Regions from separate parts of the Mus musculus genome. Here region 1 is linked to region 2. Evidence: chromatin contacts called from ENCODE Hi-C or POLR2A ChIA-PET data. All regions are on one chromosome and are shown on one strand. The core of a region is the stretch at or near the end of the contact, and the rest is flanking DNA. Distances in the headings are between cores, read along the strand shown.

What was found. Hi-C counts contacts between places; a loop is a spot of excess contacts on that map. ChIA-PET counts read pairs that join two places held with the same protein, here RNA polymerase II (POLR2A).
Region 1: a loop to region 2 is called in a map of heart, with 7 times the contacts of the local background. The contact joins the promoter of Kpna4 here to the promoter of Trim59 in region 2. A Hi-C loop is called at or near these places in 1 of 37 maps with a recorded cell type or tissue (heart). POLR2A ChIA-PET finds 5 or more read pairs at or near these places in 4 of 5 experiments (Patski and embryonic stem cell).

Annotation. Positions count from the first base shown.
Region 1 is chr3:69,124,882-69,131,151 of GRCm38, reverse strand. Kpna4 (karyopherin (importin) alpha 4) reads left to right here and starts at 4,060. Exons shown (of 17, transcript NM_008467.4): 1 at 4,060-4,420. The coding sequence starts at 4,352.
Region 2 is chr3:69,040,130-69,047,014 of GRCm38, reverse strand. Trim59 (tripartite motif-containing 59) reads left to right here and starts at 2,273. Exons shown (of 3, transcript NM_025863.3): 1 at 2,273-2,402; 2 at 3,173-3,247.

The DNA of each region.
Region 1 (6,270 bases), core at 2,811-5,310, 82 kb before region 2:
GCACCATGAGTGCACACATTCATGTCTTTCCCAGGTGGCTCTGATACCAGGATTGGTTCAGATGCCTGCTCTAACATTCATTGTTTGACTTCAATCAATTCCTGCACCTCTCTTCCGTTCAATCTTATATTTGTAAAGTGAATACAATTATTTTATAGGATCGTTGTAAGAAGTCAATGCATTTATAAAGCTAGGTGTGGTGACTTACTCCGACAATCTAAGCACTAGAGAGGTGGAGGCAGGAGAATTAAGAACGCAAGGCTACTCTTGGCTATACAGCAAGCCAGAGGCCAGCTTAATCTAGCCTGAGGGACCCTAAACAGAGGGTTAGAAGGCTGTCTTATAAAGACATGGGGTGGGGAGGGGGGAATAATCCTAGCACTTGGGAATGTGAAACAAGATTACAAATTACAGGCAAACCTTAGTTACATAGTAAGAACCTGTCTTTAAAAAAAAAAAAAACAAAAACAAACAAACCTGTCATATTGTATTGGATTAGTGCTATAAGAGTAAACACACAAATAATAATAAAATATCTCACATAAACAAATTACCCAGACCTAGATTGTAGAAACTCAGTATCTGGTAACATTGTTATTATGATTATAGAAACCTTTGCAACCTACTGTCTTTTAAAAAGTTTTAAAAATCAGGGCAGGGAACTTGTCTGAAGTGGGAGGGTATTAGGATGAGGGTTGAGCCTAATTCAATTCAATGTTTCCCTTTGATTAAATAGTCGAAACTAATTTTGAGAAATAAACGACCCTGGTGTGGAGGAGTATACAAGCAATGGGCAGCACTGGAGAAGCAGAAGCAGGGGAACCAGGAGTTCAAGTCCAGTTTTGTCTCCATAAAAAGATGGAGGTCAGTCCGGACTGCATGCAATGCAATGCTAGGTCAACAAACAAACAAAAACCTAGGTGTTTGTCCTCCCTCAATTGAATTAACATCAATTTCAAAATAAATAGTCATTTTCTTCAGACGCCCCAAGCCATAAGTTAGAAGCTTCTGAGAATAAAAAGACACGAAGTCCCCCATGCCTGGTCAACCCACTCCTAATCCCCCTCACACACCCTGAGAAAATACAAGATGCTACTGTATTAACCCAATTTCTGTTACTGTAACAAAATATTTTAGTCTGGCTACTTCCTAAAGTAAAGAGATCTCATAGTTTTGGAGCTCTTCAAATAGCACTATAGTGACTCTGGTAAGCTTCCCTCCCCTCTATGGCAGATAGGATCATGGAGATGTGAGAGGAAGATCTTGTAATTAGACAGGCAATCAAACAAGATCGGGTAGCCAGGCTTGTCCTTTTTTATAACTCTCTCTTGTGAGGTATCAAAGGGTCTCACAAGAACTCTCTTCATCCTTTCTTAGGAAAATTCCTCTAAGACAGGTAACCAAGGTTCAATACATGAACATTTGACATAGTATACACAAACTATAGTGACTGGCTATGATTCAATATTTTTCTCTCCTGAATCAGCCCAACTGTAACAAACACAAATTATATTTTAGAAAGATCTAGCAATGTATAAAACTCCTTCTTTCCTTTACTTAATAATACTATGTGCCATTCTCATTTTGATCACATAATCACAAACCCTTAAGACAAAAAATCCTCCTCTCTCTCCCTCCCTCTCTCCATCCTTACACCAAAATGTTCTTATCCTAAATCCACCCTTCCTTTGTTTCATTTTATTTTTGAGACAGGTTCTAGCTCTGTAGCCTAGTCTCACATAGAATTCAGACTCATATTTCCAAGTGCTGACATTACAGGCACGGTTTGCCACATTTAGATCTCATGGATTTGCTTTAGGACACAGTGTCTCTCAGTGTATCTGGACTGGCTTCAGAATTCTGAAGCTTACTGCCCAAGTTCCATAAGTCTGGGATTGTAGAATACACAACTATAACTGGCTTAGTCATATTTTAAAATATACTAGTGCTCTGGGATTGTAGAATACACAACTATAACTGGCTTAGTCATATTTTAAAATATACTAGTGCTCTAGCGTGTAAATTCAGTATCACCTCAACTAAATCAATCTTTGGAGAATAAAACTATATGAGGGAGAGAGTCTCCAAGTATGGGAACCTGAGTTGGTTCCCCAGCAAAGCCAGTGCAGGTGTGTATGCCTGAGATCCCAGCACTGGGAGGAGGTGGTAAGCAGACAAGGCAGCAAGCACATCTTCGATGGTGAGCTTTTGATTCAGTGAGAAACCTTGTCTCGGGCCATAAGGTGGAGCGCAATAACAATGTAGGATATCTTGTTTTGTCCTCATTTGCACAAAGATGTGTATACCTGAATATGCCGACATGCCACACACACATAATGAACTTCATCTGAATTTTAAGTTCTGAATTCAACTTACATTCAAGTTAACCCTCAGTGTGAATTACTTCCAAAATGCTTGTTCGCCAAGCCCAGCAGAAAGTATACAAAATACCAAAGACTTATTTGGAAGGCATTACTTTGTATCTAAAGGGTTGTTCCCACCATTCCATTATAAGTTATCTTCAAGAGGCTCCTATCCTGCAGTTCTCTTTATCCCCCATTCCCAAAAGAACTCAATCCTTTATCTTGTTGAACCCATTGTCTTTGTATTATACCTTACAAAAGCATCCTCCTTTGACTTTATATAAGGGGTTTATAAAATATTCGCATCCTAAACATTCATTTCTGCATGTGGTTCTGCCCAAACAAAATATACCAGAAAGAACCAGAAGCCAAATGTTCCCAAAGGGTTTTGTAATAGAGTTTTTTGCCAAGTTCAGACACATTTAGCTTTCCTCTTCCTTCTGACTCTGAACTGCCACTGCTTCACAAAAACCACACAATTTGGGGAACTAATAATTGATAAATGAACACACACATTTGTTTGTTTTTAGACAGGGTATTATGATGTAGCTCAGCTGGCCTCAAACTCATCTCCACCTGCCTTTGCTAGATTTAACGTGTGGATCACTATGCTCAGCTTAAATATAGTTTTGAAAACATGTCCTCACTCTCTTTTCTGAGCCTAGGGCCTCCAGCATAATTAGCTTCTTCCAATGAGTTGTATTTCTATTATTATTATTATTATTATTATTATTATTATTATTAATTTATCTTGAGATGAACCCGCAAGAGAAGAGGGGAAGTGTCACTAAACTGCTCGAAGTGGCTTTGGACTCTTGCTCTGGCTGGCCTTGCTCTTGGGCTACTTTAACAGCTCCTCCTCTTGCCCAGTAGCTACGATTACAAACCGAGTCACCGGCCCGGAGCGATTCTGAAAAATTTGAGAGGCTCTTTTGTACCTGTTTTACATCCGCCTTTGGTTACAATGTTCCTGGTTAAGAGGTTTCTTTGGGATTAACTTCCTTTATCAAGAGTCACAATGTTGCATTTGCTATGTCATGGCTCATAGTCGTCATTCTCTATAAATTAATACTTTGTGATCAAGCAGTTTAATTTCCCAAGAGAAACTGCTCAAAATGGGGGTATTAGGGAAGGACCAATTTTTCTCAAGTTTCTACCTGTTGCGAACCTTCTACCTTCCTTTTCCTACCGGGTCCCTCTAGCTTTCCCTTCAGTTTTCAGAATGCACATCACCGTAGTCAGTCCTAGCCACGATGCCGGGTCCTAGGTTGGTTCGCAGTTCCCAGAACAGGACTCAGGGTTTAGGACTTCACATGTAGCTTAGACACACCTCTTTGCCTTCCAAAGTGAATGAAGCGCTCAAGTAACACCGGGGGAGAAAAGAACGAAGTTCAGAACCCCAACATCTAAAGCCACCCCGGGAATCATCCCACCATAACCAGGACCACTACACCCTGCCCATCCCCGCCCGCTCCCGGATCTGCTGCTCTTCGGCTGCCTCGGGTTTCTCCCTCCGCGCGTGACCCCTCCCCTCCCAAGCTCCTGCGCCCCGTCCCTTTCCTGCCCCAGACTCTCCCTTCCCCTTTCCTTTCGCTCTTCCGTCCCCCGCTCTCCATCGTCCCTTTTGATTGGCTAAGCACTCCGGAGCCCGGCCGGCCAATCGGCGGACCGGGTTGGCGGCGATGGGCGTGGCCGTAAAGCCGGGCCCTCAGATCGAGGCTGCCTCCCCCTCTCAGCCGGCAGCACATTCCGCCGCCGTTGCCGCCGCCGCCGCTGGCCCCGCAGTCGTCTTCGCCAGAGCTGCTGTGGTACCCGAGCTCAGGGCAGGAGAGGCCAGCCAGGAAGCGGAGGCCCGGCGGGCGAGAGGAAGCGAGCGGACGGGCGGGCGACGCAGGCGGCGGCCGGCTTCCTGGGAGCGTCTGTGCGGCGCGGTGGTTGGGGCGGATCCCGCGGGGCCCGGGCGGGTGGGGAGAGTCGCCGGCCCGGCCATGGCGGACAACGAGAAATTGGACAACCAACGGCTCAAGAATTTTAAGAACAAAGGCCGTGACTTGGAGGTACAGTGGGGTCCGCGGCCTCCGGCCCCCGGCGGGACGCGGGGTGCGTACGGAGTCGGGCGGGCGCGGCGGCCGGCATGGCGCTGGGCGGGCGGGCGAGCGGCCGTGACGCGGGCGCCGCGCCGGGAAGTTTGTGCCGGGCCTGCTCCGCCTCCGCCGGCGACAGCGCCGGGGCCCGCCGGGTGCGGCCTAGGCCTGTCCTGTCGAGCCGGCCAGACACGGGTGAGGGCGGCGGGCATATCAGCCGCGGCGGAGGCCCCGCAGCGGCGGAAGCTCAGGCTCTGCTCGAGCCCCCGACGCCAAGCGTCGCGGGTGGAGGGCGATGGGGGAGCGAGCGGCGACCTCGGAACTTCTCCGGGCCCGAGACGCCTCCACATGCAGGTTTTCCTAATCGCCCCGACTCTGGTTTTACTTCAATGTCCAAACTACAGGAGTCAACTTCTCCGCTGGAGAAAAAGAAAGAAAGAAAGAAAGAAAGAAAGAAAAAAAAGCCACCCCCGCCGCGAGAGGCGGTCCTGGTGATGCTAAGCAGTGCCTTCCAGCGGCCTGGGTTTCAGTTTGGTCCTAGCTGATTCAAAGATGTGGCTCACGATGTGTCCCTTTCCAGTCAAAAGATCACCTGCCTCCACCGCCTTATTTGAGCTTGTCCACAGATCTTTTTACTCCTCTCTGAGAAGAGACCACCAGTTTGCATTCTTACATAGAAAAGTCCAAAGGGTTATACAAAGCTGTCATCCCCTAGTCTTCTCGGTATCCTTTCTCTCCACCTCCTGGTGGTGGTGGCAGTGAGGAATCCGGTAGGCTATGGACTGACACCATCACGTATTATTTTAAAGGGGGGAAGAAGGCTTCGTTGTCATAGACACAGTTGCTTCCAAGGTTCGATGTATTAAGCACACAGTTTCTTTCCATTGTGACTTTTTTTTTTAATATAGGGAATTTAAAAAAAAAGTCAAGCTTTTAGCTTCTTATCCCCTTTTATGTTCTGGTAACTTCTTCAGACTGCTGTGGTCGGTTCCTGAATTTGAGCATTTTCGGGATAGAGATGGCAACTTTTGTTGACTTTTCCCAATGCCAGTCAGTCTTTTAATGTAGTTTATCCTCTTTTAGCTTATTGCAGTCGTTAGAAGAACTGTATGTCCCAGGGTGTGTGTTGCTATTTAGAGATTGTTTGAAAGTTAAGGATGCTTATCTTTGTGATCATTTTTTATAGTGGAAGAAATTTAAAAAAAAAAATTTTTTTTTAGATTTGTGTATAGGGGTGTTTTGTCTGGATGTGTGTGTATGTGCATCATGTGTGTGCCCTGTGGCCAGGGAGCCCATCCTTTGGAAGTGGAGTTGCTTCCAGCTGGGAGCTGCCATGTGAGTGCTTAGAACTGAACCATTTCTTCAGCTCCCAAATTTAATCTCTTTATTGGAGTAATTTACATGTAACAAAAGCCAACTTTTTAAATGTATAGTTCATAGTTGTCATTAAATTTACTTGTTGAAAAATACCTATTTATTTTTACTAATATGAATATCTAGAATGGGAAAAATCACAAGTTAGGGAATATAAATTTGATAAATACTCCAAAGTTAGAAATTTTAGAAAAACATCAGGTAACCAAACAATCTCTAATTTTTTTTTGCTACCAATTTTTAACAGGTTCCTTGAAATGTGATTCATATACTATATAATTCACCCATATAAAGTGGTTTGTAATGTGTTTAAATGGTTGCACAATCAGCACCTAAGTCAAATCTTAGAATATTTTCTACTCTTTGAAGAACTCCTGATATATGTCATTAGCAATGATTCTCTTTCTCAGCTACTCCAACCCAAAGCAATGTTTGTTTTGATTGCCTAT
Region 2 (6,885 bases), core at 1,024-3,523:
CTCCTGCTTTAGCACTAGAGGTTTGACCACATTTGACGTGGAATACATTCTTTTTGTTGGTAGTGTGTGTGTGTGTGTGTGTGTGTTTCTAGACAGGGTTTCTCTGTGTGGCCTTGACTGTCCTAGAACTAGGTCTGTAGACTAGACTGTCTACTAACTCCTGAGAACCAACACTTCTGCCCCCAGAAGCTGAGATTAAGACTGTATGCCATGACTGTCTGGCATGAAACCCATTTGCTGGGTTACAGTTTGTGCTAATTCTCACAGAGTGAAGGGCTGCCTCAAGTTAGGTGGGGTTGGTATGCGGATGACTACAGCTGAAATCACTTGAGGAACTCTGACGTTAGCCAGGACCAGCGGGCCTGCATTTTCCTGTCTGCAGCAAACAGATTCTTGTGGGAAGACTCTCCTTCAGATAAGAAAACCAGAAAGTATCCTTGCTGGCCAGAGACTTAGATGGGGCTACAATGAACGTTTCCTAACAAGCTCCTTGAAGTAATCCTTAGCTTCTACTAGCTTCTGTCTGTCCCCATCTTTTTAGTATCTTTTAGTAACAGCCCTAGAACTTGCCTTCTAATACAAATATATGTTCGCTCTGTAATTCCTCAAGAGTTTATTGTTCTTATCTAAGACAGTATACAAGCTTCTACTGTTTTTATTTTTATTTTTTATGTGTACGAGTGATTGTCAGTGTAAGTATATGCCATCTGTGTGTGTCTGCAGAGCCAGTCAAGAGTGAGCTTAGATCCCCTGGAGCGGGAGTTACAGGCAGTTGTGAGGGGTCCACAGTCATGCTGGGAACTGAATTTGAGAATAGTAAGTGCTCTTAACTGCTGTTACCTCTGGTCAGTTAAAAACAAATAAAACCCCGTTTATCTATTTCTTTAATGTGTGGTTTGTAACGTGCATGCATGCGTACATCACATCCTTGCTTAGTGATCTGGGAGGCTAGAAGAGAGCATCAGATTCCCGTGCAACAGTTGTGAGCTGCTGTGTGGGTCTTCTGGAAGAACAGCCAGCGCTGACTTTCTGTTTCAAAGCTCAAGACAAAAAGTTTTCAAGCAAGGAGTCTGAGGAGCGCCAAGAAGATGTTAATGTGCGCTCAGCGGTTTGGCTTTTCCATGGTGGGAACTGAACACGCCAGGCGAGCACTGGAACTGAGCTACACCCCCAGCTCAGAAGTCACATTTCTGTTCATCATCTTTCCGATATTATACCTGTAACAAAACCACGTATTTCCCATCCTTTATCCCGTTTCTCAATACTCTATCACAAAGGGAGTATTGGGAGTGTGTATATCGTAATGGAAGACACCCAAAGCAGCTGATTTTTTTTTTTCAGCCCAAAGTTTTCGAAGGCTGACGCCCCAACACATGAGGTTTTTAGGTTTACGACTTTTACGCTTTGGTGCCTGTATTTGAATTGTAATTTCTAGTCTTTCTTTTCCAGACCAACACTATCATCTATAGAGCGCATGAATAACAGTTCATAAATCCTGAGTAGCGCTGCCGGTCAGCGTGGAGCTGCCTTAGTGCTAAGGCTCCTCTTCTCTGCCCCTTCCCCATGTTTGGTTACAGAACTTTCTGGCAGGGTCGGGCACTCTATGGACCTGTAAAGCACACTCCTTGAAGGCACAATCCATTTTCCTTCCTCTACGCCCCCTCTTTCCATCTTGTCTCCGAGGTCAAGTCTTGCTGTGAGTCTTAGGCTGACTTGGAATCTGCTCTGTAGCTCACACCGGCCGGGAGCGGAGAGCGGTCTGAGCTCTGGAATGGCGTTTCTCCGAGAAAGTGAAAAGCCACTACTGTGTTTTCTGACCCAGCGTGTTAGAGAGGACAGGGAGGACACAGATGAAGGCTTAGGCGCGCCTAAGTTGGAGGACCGGAGCCTCACGGGGGCGGGCGAGCGCGCCGAGCCCTCCAGCCGGTGACTGAACAAGGAACCTGTGAGGTAACAATGGAAGAAGCCTGCGCGCCGCCAGCTCCAGAACCATCCCGTGCGGGCGTGGTCCTAAGTAATAAGCAGTCCCTCAGCCAGCCGCCTCCAGAAGCCGCCGGGTCACCCGCGCATCCCCGCCCTCGCGAGGTCCTGGCGCCAGCCCTTCCCCCCCAAGGCGCGACCCCTGCCGCCCGTGCGCTTTCCGCGCCGCGCGCTAGTGCGCAGGCGCCTGGCCCTCGGCCGTTGGTGTTCAAAGGCCGCCCGCGCTCTCTCATTGGCGGAGGCGGCGCGGTTGAAAGTCGCTGCGGCGCCGCCGGCCCCGCCCCCGCCGGGCACCTGAAGACTCGGGCGAGCGCCTCGCAGTGTCCGCACCAGGCTGCCCGGGAGCCCTCGCCGTGCGCGCCGTCGCCCGCCTCGCCCGCCTCGCCCGCCTCGCCCGCCTCGCCCGCCTCGCCCGCCTCGCGGTGAGTACGCGGCTCCGCCGGGGAGGCGGCTCGCTGCCCCTCTTTCTCGAGCGCCCGCGGCCCCGGTGCGTTCGCCGCCGACTTGAGGATGGGGAGGCGGGCTGGGCTCCGGAGGGCGTGCGCTCGCCTCTCCTCGCTTCGCGCGCTCGCGGGTGGAGCAGCGGCGCTCCGAGCTACCGGCGGGATTGAGGTCGTAAGGGCCGGTAGGTGAGCCTAGCAGATCCCGCAGCACCGCGCGGGGCGAGTGAGCCCTGGGCATCCTGGACAAGAGGGTGTGACTGCCATCTTTGAGCCACTTCTTTGTTTGGAGTTCACGTAGGACTTATGCCCATTGTACAGATGTGAACCTTCATAGGTAAAACTGAGGCCTGCAGCGTTTCGGAGACCACCCAATGTGTTGATGGGAATAATTTAACGTAGTTTCGAGCTGGGGATATCTACGCGCGAGGATATTTCTAGTCGTCTTGCTGAGTTTAAATAAAACTTTGAAGCGGGGCATGAACGTGCACGCCTGTAACCCCAGCATGGGGGCAGACAGAGGCAGCAAGCTCTCCTGTGCGTTCCAGGTCGTCAGTGAGGACTACAAAATTAGTCTCAAAAAACCCACCAAACCAAACTATGAGTGTTTAGTTCCCATCATTGGTTAATCTTGTCCAGAGTCAGAGATTCGTTATGTTGTAAAAAGTCCTTTGTGTGGAAATGGTTGGGACTTTAAAGATGAAATATTTACTGCAGGCAAAATCTGAAACATTAAATTGTTTTACTTTTAGAATAACAAAGGATCCTGGAAAAGTTGGAGAAGATAAAGTACACCCAGTGTCCAGATCAGGAGATTGACAGACCAGGTAAGCTCTGGGAAGTTAACTGGATACGAAGAAACATCAGGATATTAGAGTGTGTGATTCCTGGGCTATGATGAAAGATTGAAAAATCTCTTGAAAAAAAGATGTATATTGGAAGTGTATAAAATTTTAACCATCTTATGGAGGAAGCATAAAGTGAGAAATGACCTAATCTAAAAGGTATTCAGTTTTTTGTTTGATTCTCCCCCCCCCCCCAAAAAAAAAAAAAAAACCAAAAAACAAAAAACCATGGTTTCTCTGTGTAGCCCTGGCTGTCCTGGATAATTGCTCTGTTGACCAGGATGGTCTTTAACTCAGAGATTCCTCTGCCTCCCAAGTGCTGGAGCCAAAGCCATCACTGCCTGGCTAAAAGATTTTCACTTTTATCTAACAGACATTTTATAAGCATGTGTGGACGTCTTAAGTCATGCACACAAAATGGTATTGCCTTACACGTTTGCACGCTGCATTTATTATTCAAGCTACCTTTATTCCTTTTTGCCCAGTATTACACATTGATCTACATTTTTAGTGAGCCAAGGTCCTGTATTTTAACCTGGTAAAAAGTAAAATTTTGACTTTGGGTAATATATATATACTGACATTGCAAATATGTTGCTGAATGTTTTCCATCAAATATATTTTCACTTTGAAAAACTATTTTTTGAATACTGTGTTTTATGTATATTGGTAGACACACTGTTTTCACATTAGTCTTCACATGCACACTAGGAGAGGGCAACAGATCCCATTTCAGGTGGTTGTGAGCCACTGTGTGGCTGCTGGGAATTGAACTCAGGACCTTTGAAAGAGCAGCTAATGCCCCTAACTGCTGAGCCATCTCTCCAGCCCTAAGAAATAGTATTAAAAAATCAGTTAAAGTATAATTTCTCATGTCAATTCCTGGTTAAGTTACATTAGTAGCTTCTTTCATAGCTTTGTGGAATAGGTTTATATTAGAATGAAACAGAACAAATCAGTAAAGACTTAAAGTTAGATATTGCTATAGTATTTTTTAAAATTATAATTATATCTAGTACAGTCAGGACTATACAGAGAAACCCTGTCTAGAAAAGGAAAAAAATTATAATTTTACATTTACACATGAAAATATTTTAAATTCTTCTAGACTGAAAATTAACATACAGTATATAAAATATGTCTCAACACAAGATTTTGTATACGTCTATAGTGACTGAGAAAAGTTTATTTTAAAGTTTTGTCTTATGGTAGTATATAAATGGCATAATCATAGCAATTCTCTCTTCGCCCCCCCCCCCCCCCAAGCCTGTAATTTCACACATTAGACTTTTTTATCAATTAGGGCCACAAGGCTGTGCAGCCCAGAAGTGGGTGTAGCACGGCCTGAGTTTTCCCAGGCTTCTGTGGCAAGTCATGGAGCAGTGTGGTTTGGGAAACATAATTTCCTTGGAGATTGTAAAATATATAAAAATATATAATTCGACCCTGTGTGATGGATGGCATATGGCTTACAGTCTCAGCTTTCAGAGGTGGAAGAATTCAAAGTCACCTTTCCTATGTGTGCAGTTTGAGGGCAGCCTAGAACACATGAGACCCAGTTCAATAAATGAAACAAAAGTAAAAACTAATGAGTATTTTATGACATTCATGCTCAAAGATGAAGAGCAGTTAACTGTTGTGAATTAAAATCTAGAAGCACAGGATTTTATATCTGGGATCCTTGTAGACGTAAAAAGTCAGTCGGTTTTGTAAAAGGATGAGAAACTTAGGTGTGTTTATATTTAAACACAAGAACTTCGTGAAATCACTTACAAATAGATAATTGAGCCTTGCGATAAAATACCGTGACCCAGTATTAACCTGTTTTTTATTTTTTTGGTAACTTAAATTGAAGTGGGTTATCTTGCTTAACTATCAGTTTTTACTTCAGATTTTAGTACTCATTGGAGGAAAATACATTTCACATGGCTTATTTTTGAAATTGATTGAAATTTATAATCTGACAGGAAAGAAAATAGTTAAAAGGTTTCATAGTTCCTCTTGTGTTTTACAGTGCATACATGTACCATTGAAACCCTTTTAATAATGTAGACAGTCAGTGCCATTACATACATTCACTTTGGTAATCTTCAGTAAAACCCATTTTCAAGATTTTTTCATCTTGCCATATTCTAGCTCTGCACTCCTTAAACGGTGGCTGCCCTTTCCTCTCCGGAGGCTGCGGTCTTCACAATCCCACTTTCTGTTTCTAATCTGATCCTTGCATTGTTTTTCAAAATCTAATGTGGTTACACGGTTCACCCTCCATTGCCCTCACTGAGTGAATTATTTCAGATTTCCTGTTACTCAATTAACAAGGTTCATGCAGTTGTATTGGAGAGTGAGCCTAGAACCTTACTCTATCACTGATGTACAAGCCCAGCATAGTCAGGATGGGCATTCTTTTAATGTACTCTCTTCATTCTTGCTAATATAGCTAATTCGCTAATTATATTCTATAAAGTATCTGTTTTGGGAAATTAGTCTATTTTTAGTTTGTATAATCTCTGCAGGGCTTTGGGATCCTACTATATACTGTCTTGAAATTTGCATACTTATATTTGTACTCTGGGACTGATGAACAAGAATTGGTTTCATGACCATTTGAAAGGATTCATCATAGATGCTTGCCCCGACCCTCCCCAGCCCCCTGTCCAAGATAGTACTTTTTTAACTTGTAAAATGTTCCAGTTTGCTTTTTTTTCCTGGATCATTCTTAGTAATTTGAATTGATTTGTTCAATACTTTGAATACTTCATTTGTTTTAAGCCATCAGATATATTGGTATAGAGCTATGCAAGATACTGTGTTCACGTTGGGCCTTTTCTCTCCTTTTGTTGCTTTTCTTATGTATTTTTTAAAATTTTTTCCTCTTGTCAGTGCATGTGTGTTCCTCTTTCAATGACCCCAGCTCAGGAGTGTGGGGCTTTGTCTGGTGTCTGAGGTTCTCAGACTCTTCATGCTTGCTGGGAAGCTGCTGCTGCTACGGTTGTTTTTGTTGTTGTATGTGAATAAGTAGCACAGGTACAGAGTTCTGGGGTAAAACCTTTTTCCTTCTAGAACTTAGGGACATTTTGTATATTGTTTTCTTGCAGCATTTCTTTTGGCTACGTATGTTTTCTGACTGTCTGCTTTTACATAACAAACATTTGAAAGCTTGGCTAATTATATTCAAAGAAGAAAGACTTTTTACTAGTATGTCTGGCATCTTAGTGCTGTTTTTAAAAAACCAGTTAGCCCCCACTTTTTCCATAGCATCTGGTTGCTAGGTGTGGTGGCTTCGGTGAAAATGTCCCCCCATGGGTTCCGTAGGCATTTGAGATGAACACATAGTCCCCAGGTGGTAGCACTGTTGGAGAGATTGTGCAGCCTGTGGGAGGACATGTCTGCTTTGAGAGTTGAAAGTCTTGTCTCACTTTTAGTTCTCTCTGGTTCATGCCTGCCTTTAAAGAGTCTCATAGCTTCCTGCTCCAGCTGCTGTGCTGTTCTCATTATGAACTCTAACCCTCTGGAACTGTAAGCCAAAATAAACTGTCTTCTATGAATTGCCTTGGTCATGGTGTTTTATCACACAACAGAAAAGTAACAGATATGCATATAGCTTCTTAAGAATTATACAT